Regions from separate parts of the Homo sapiens genome. Here region 2 is linked to region 1. A link is an interaction called in ENCODE POLR2A ChIA-PET data of the cell type or tissue named here. Cell type or tissue: HepG2. All regions are shown on one strand. Links, peaks and the distances in the headings refer to the core of each region. The heading gives the core; the rest is flanking DNA. Region 1 has its middle 41 kb from the start of MRPL19. Region 2 holds the start of EVA1A-AS (EVA1A antisense RNA).

Region 1 (2,910 bases), core at 320-2,819:
CCTGGGGCTGCCACACCTGGAGGGGAATCTTTTACCCAAGACGAGAGCAGATGCCAGGAATCATCAGAGTTCCACTCATTCAAGAACAAGGAGATCTGAAGGGAATCTGCAGAACCCCACAACCAAAGAGGGCTATGGTCATGGGTGAAGCAGGGACCATGAATAGGAACTTGGACTGGTCGATGGGAGCAATACTAACAAGTTAGGCCTGAAAGGGCAGCATCTAGCATGGCGCCAGCACATAGATGGTCCTCAGGAAGTGAGTGATAAATCGGGGAGGAATGGATGGTACATGATGAACAGTCTTTATTAAGCCGAATCTCAGGCTGTATTTGTTACAGGCAGTTACCGCAGTCTGGGTTGAAGTCATAATTCTCTCAAGAACTTTGCATGCTCCTGGAACTTCCCACTATATTTCTCAACTGATTTCCCCATGAGTTTGACTAAGGATGTGGACCACTTGAGTTGGTAAACCACACTGACCATCCCCGCCACACTACAAGCAGCAGCAGCTCCCTATCCAGGCTCCTGTTTGCAGAGCTGGAAATGGCCGAGCTCTGCATGGTGGTTCAGCATGACTCAACCTCCTTGTTTGGGGGCCAGCCCCCACTCCTGGCCATGAATCTAACTGAGCCTAAAACCCCCTTGTTTTTCTAAGTGGGTGTTGGGAATTTCCTTGGTTAAGCCTCCAGGTCTTCCCTCCTTCCGGATTTAATGAGCTCATTTATTTTACTTTTTCACTTAGCAGGTTTTAGGGCCAGTTAATGAATGGTGGGGTTCTCTTTAAGAGCCAAGTTGGGCCGGGGCTCAGGGCACTTTTCTTGCCATTTCCCACTCTCAAGTCCCCTGTGTCTCTAGAAGTCTCTCCACAATGCTGGCAACTGCTCTTCCCACTGCAATCCCCATATATCGAACTTTCTGGAACACAAGGACAGGGAGACCTCCAAATATTTTTGTGGTTGTTGTTTTGTAGTTTGTTCTGCTTTGTTTTGTTTTTCCCCTCCACACATTTTTCTGGGATGGCTGTTTCAATATGAGCTTGTGCTTTCTAAAAAGAAGGAGGTGTGGATGCCTCAGGAAAAGAGATCCATTTTTAAATGCAGGGCCTCCACTCTGAGTTCTGTCTGAAGTATTTGGTAGATTTTTGGGGTGGAGCAAGCTGGTTGTGAATTCCAGGGAGACTTGCCAGATGCTGTTTAAACCTCCTTTGTGTGAAGTTGGCTGTAAAGAGCCGCCAGGAGGGCGCACTAGTGGAAAGGAACTTGGAAGCCAACCTTTAGCCCAGAAAGAATGAGAAAGAATCCAGGGTCCACATGGCAAGAATGCATGCCTGCAGCAACTCAATGACTGACTCAGTTCCTAGAAGCTCCTCTTGGTAACGCCCTCTCTTCTGCTAGGTTGAATCACATACTGGAGAAAGCTTAGTCCAAAGAGTCTCCTGTACCTTTGTCCATCTATCCACCCATCCAGTAAATAAAGATTGAGCATTTACTGTGGGTCAGACACTGAGCTAGGCACTAGGGCATCAGGAGGAACAACTGGCCACAGTCCTAATGAATGCCCACAGGTCAGAAGAGTCAGGATTCCTGTGTGGTGGGAATGACAGACAGTGGGGGAGGCACTAGAGGATAAGTCATAGAAACCTCAGCATGTCACGCTTGGATAGCTTGCAGAGCAGTTGCTAACTGCTTGTTTACTGCTGAAGCACCAAAGCTTGGATACGATGCTCCCAACTGGCAAGGCAGAGCCCACGGCTTGCTTCTGCCTGGGGACCAGGCTGTGGGTGGCAATGGGAGCCTGAGTTTCTCTGCTAAACCTTCATACCAGGCAAGAGTCTGGGGCCAGTATTATTAACCAAAAACACATTTTGAAGCTTGTTGTGATCTGACTCCCTACGTGACCCCAGCAAAAAACAGAGAGAAGGGCTCAGGTGGGGGAAGGCAGCCCACCTTCATCTGCATTGGGTTGCTGTGTGTATTGGCTCCCTAGAGCTGCTGCAACAAAGTACTACAGACTGTGTGGCTTAAACAACAGAAATTTATTTTCTCACAGTTCTGGAGGCTAGAAGTCCAAGATCAAGGTAGCAGTAGGGTTGGTTCCTTTTCAGCGCTATGCAAGAGAAGCTGTTCCCTGCTTCTCCCTTAGCTTCTGGTGGTTTGTTGGCAATCTTTGGCATTCTTTGGCTTTTAGAAGTGTCACCCTAATCTCTGCCTGCATCTTCATATGGTGTTCCCCCTGTGTGGATGTCTCCATGTTCAAATTTCACCTTTATATAAGAATACCAGTCATATTGGTTAACCACACCCCACCACGACTTTATCTTAACTAATTCAATCTGAAATGACTCTATCTCCAAATAAGATCATATTCTGCAGCACTGGGAGTTAGATTTCAATGTATGAATTTTAGGGGTATACAATTCAACCCATAGCACCATGATTCTGACGTTATCCTTCTCCTCCAGCCATCAGCAGTACCTATGAGGAGGAGGTCAGGGCTGAGTCCATCTCAAGGAGGATCAGGAGTGGTGTCCTAGGGAGAACCAAAGGGTAGTCTACAAGCAGGGAAACAACTACTAGAAGGAGAGTTTGGGCTAGAGAGGAGTCTGGCACATGGATGTCTCATAAGCAGCTGCAGAAACGTAGAAGAGCAGTTATCAGGGTGCACAGATTTGGTCCTCTACCCCATTGTGCTTGGAGATAGCAGGAGCCTAAAGGAGAAGAAAGCCCCAAGCGGGCAGCTATTTTTAGCCTGGGACAGAGTTGTCAGAGGATGGCAGGGGGCAGAAAGGCCCCTGGGATCTGGGTGAGAAGACCCTGGGACTTTGAAGAAAGGGGAGAATAGCTATCAAGGTCCAGAGCTCCGGAGGACTTTTGAGTCGTTTAGTGTGCAGGAATGAGAATGTGAGAC
Region 2 (2,910 bases), core at 146-2,645, 82 kb after region 1:
AATGTATATATGTATGTGTGTTTATATATATGCATTTTGTATATGGGGCAAGAAGGTGAGGAGAAAATGAAAGACTAAAATTTTGAGAAAGAGAATTATACATATATATGTAATCACTCTATATACATATTATCTATTTATCTACCTACCTGTCTATCTATCAATCCATCTATCTGCCTACCTATTTATATAGAGAGATGGAGATCAGCCAGAAAAGGGAAAGTCAAAGAAGAATCATTCATTAATGGAACCATGTCCTGTAGGAAGAAGGAGGAAATAATTTGAAAGCACAGGTGAAAATTCCTTAGAGACAGAAGGAAGGAAGGTCAGAATGAGATGGAAGGGAGGAAAGTTAGAGTTCATGTAGGGTGCCCTCTATTTCTCTGGAAAGCTGAGAAGATGGAATGAGAAGATTGAAGAATGAGAAAGTGAGAAAGTAAGATGTCAGGGACATACATGTAAGCTTTCCTAGCAGCACTGGGGGCCTCCATTGATTTTGTAAACTCAGCATTTGCAATGCTGCAAATATGAATGATTATATTTTTTCAGAAGCACTAGCCTGTAGGGAGGAGAGCAAGCAGGTGAGGGTTGGAGTGCTTTGGGAGTTAGGCGTGAGGTTGAGGAGAGGGCAGCAGAAGGGTCCTGGTGAGAGCAGCATGTAGTGTAGTTGTAGTAGCCAGGCTGTGCAGAGAAAAGATGAATCTAGGATGACAGTGATAAACTGAGTGAGCAGGGAGGGGATGAGAAGATAGAAGCCTCAGAGAGCTTGGGGAGCACGTTTACTTTGATTCAGGTATGGAGAGTGCATAGCAGTATTCTCAGCTAATAAAGATATACTCAGCTAATAAAGCAGATTCTAGCTGCTAATAAAGATATACCCGTGACTGGGTAATTTATAAAGGAAAGAGGTTTAATTGACTCACAGTTCTGTATGGCTGGGGAGGCCTTAGGATCATGGTGGAAGGGGAAGCAAACATGTCCTTCTTCACGTGGCAGCATCAAGAAGTACTGAGCAAAAGGGGGAAATGCCCCTTATAAAACCATCAGATCTCATGAGAACTCACCCACTATTAGGAGAACAGAAGCATGGGGGTAACTGCCCCATGATTCAATTACCCCCCAGCTGGGTCCCTCCTACAACAGTTGGGGATTATAGGAACTATATTACAAGATGAGATTTCAGTGGGGACACAGCCAAACCACATCAGAGAGGTAAGATAGAGGTTCCGATTGGAGAGTGAGATTTCTCAGTGTGAGTCATTCATCCAGCAAACAGTCCCTGAGCATTAGCTCTATGCACTTATTGTGGGAAACTCTGAGAACAAAGATAAGAATTAAGGCATGGTCCCTGCCCTTACGGAGTTCACAACCCAGTATTCAGAGGTAAAACCTTTCCAGGTGATGACAAGGTCCAGGATACATCTCTGGAAATGATTCACTGTGATGGTTGGGAGGGGAAGGTTGATGGGGCAGTGGAAGCCAAGTGGCTGGCAGGCTGGCATGTTAGATGTATCATCCCCAGGTGCTTATCAGTGCTACAAAGAAAATCGGGGTTTCTCTCAGCTCAGTTATTTCTCTGGGGCCATGTGTATCCTCTCCCCAGCCGGTGATATAAGGACTGTTTTTCCATTTGAGCTTTTGCTCTTCAGACTCCCTGTGACTGTCCTAGGGTCAGTGCCTGATAGTTTTCACCAGTGTAGAGTGGAAGGTCAATGGGCCTCAAAGACCTACTTCTGCACTTTGGTACATGAGTCTGTAGACAGTTACCCATCCCATGCTTCCAGTTTCCTTTTCTTTCTTGCCCTTATTTTCTTGACCTGTAAAATTAACGTAGGATAGTGACACCAATCCATTTTGGGGAAGAAATAGCTGAGATGTGTCTCTATAAAGTAATCAATAAGCAGAAGTCGGAAGCCACAGTAGTTGGAAGGGTGTGATGATGACGAATGAATGAGTGTGCACACGTGAAGTGGGGACAGCTCAATGCTCAGAGCTCCATGACTGATTTCATTCTTCCTGCAAGCTTCTAAGTGAAGCTAGACACAGAGAGGAGATTTCCTACCTGGGCCTAGCAGAGGCCTTGACACTTTAGCAAGGAAGGCATAGGGTGTCGGAATCTACATATCAGCATTTCCAGGATTCTAGTTCCTACAGAGCTGTGTGAGACTTCATTTCATGGCCCATCTGGGCATTGCTAGAAGGAAACAGAATTCCCTCCCTTCCTGTTCCAGAGAGGCTGGCCTGCAAACTTCACTGATGAGGGGCCAGATTGGGACATCCCACACTAGCTGTTTTGTGGATTTTGGCTGACAGGAGCAGAGAGGAAGCATGTTTCTTTGATCTTTTACCTCTTGCATCCTTTCTGGTATGACCCTGGGAGACTGGTTTATCTGGCTGTCTAGTTCAAATTCCAGATTACACTCTGTCAATGGGCTTTCTCCTCTCTGGGGATGCTATTCATCCTTCCAAGGATCCAGACACTAGCCACCAAAGCTTCTCTGCTGGGTTCACACACATACCAGGTCTAAGGTATGATGTGATCTCCTGGGTATATGATGGTTTTTGTGCTGCTTCTTTTTTCTTTCAGAGTCTGAGAAGCCAACTGGGGCCAAACAAGTTTTAGAACCTCTACTGGCTGATGCCAACATCATCAGAGATGAACTGTTCTTACCAGAAACTTCTCTGCTCCTGACACCCCACCTCTCCCCAGGTAGCTAAAGGGATAATGAGATTATTACCCCCTGAACACTATGTATGGGGGTGACATACCAGGGGACACTCAGTTCCAATTGCAATATCATAGGCACAATATTAGAAGAATATTTGGACACTTTGATAGCCAAAGAAAGGCATTTGGAAGATTAATAGGGGGCTTCACTGCAATAGGTCTTTCCTTTGCTTAAATCATGA

The links. Peaks named below come from ENCODE experiments on the same cell type or tissue, not always from the same donor. Only the 100,000 strongest peaks of a DNase experiment are listed, where the experiment ranks them.
Region 2: POLR2A ChIA-PET joins it to region 1 with 9 read pairs; 3 of 35 experiments call an interaction of 5 or more read pairs at or near these places.

Annotation. Positions count from the first base shown.
Region 1 is chr2:75,604,705-75,607,614 of GRCh38, reverse strand. No RefSeq gene overlaps it. Among named protein-coding and RNA genes, the nearest start is that of MRPL19, 41 kb to the left of the region's middle. In HepG2, for the core only: a CTCF peak has its summit at 1,231; a DNase peak (open chromatin) is centred at 1,274.
Region 2 is chr2:75,522,165-75,525,074 of GRCh38, reverse strand. EVA1A (eva-1 homolog A, regulator of programmed cell death) reads left to right here. Exons shown (of 4, transcript NM_001135032.2): 2 at 2,588-2,710. EVA1A-AS (EVA1A antisense RNA) reads right to left here and starts at 1,007. Exons shown (of 3, transcript NR_110281.1): 1 at 924-1,007. RefSeq lists an enhancer at 804-2,003. In HepG2, for the core only: no CTCF peak of the experiment used is centred there; DNase peaks (open chromatin) are centred at 1,304 and 2,324; H3K4me3 peaks cover 866 bases.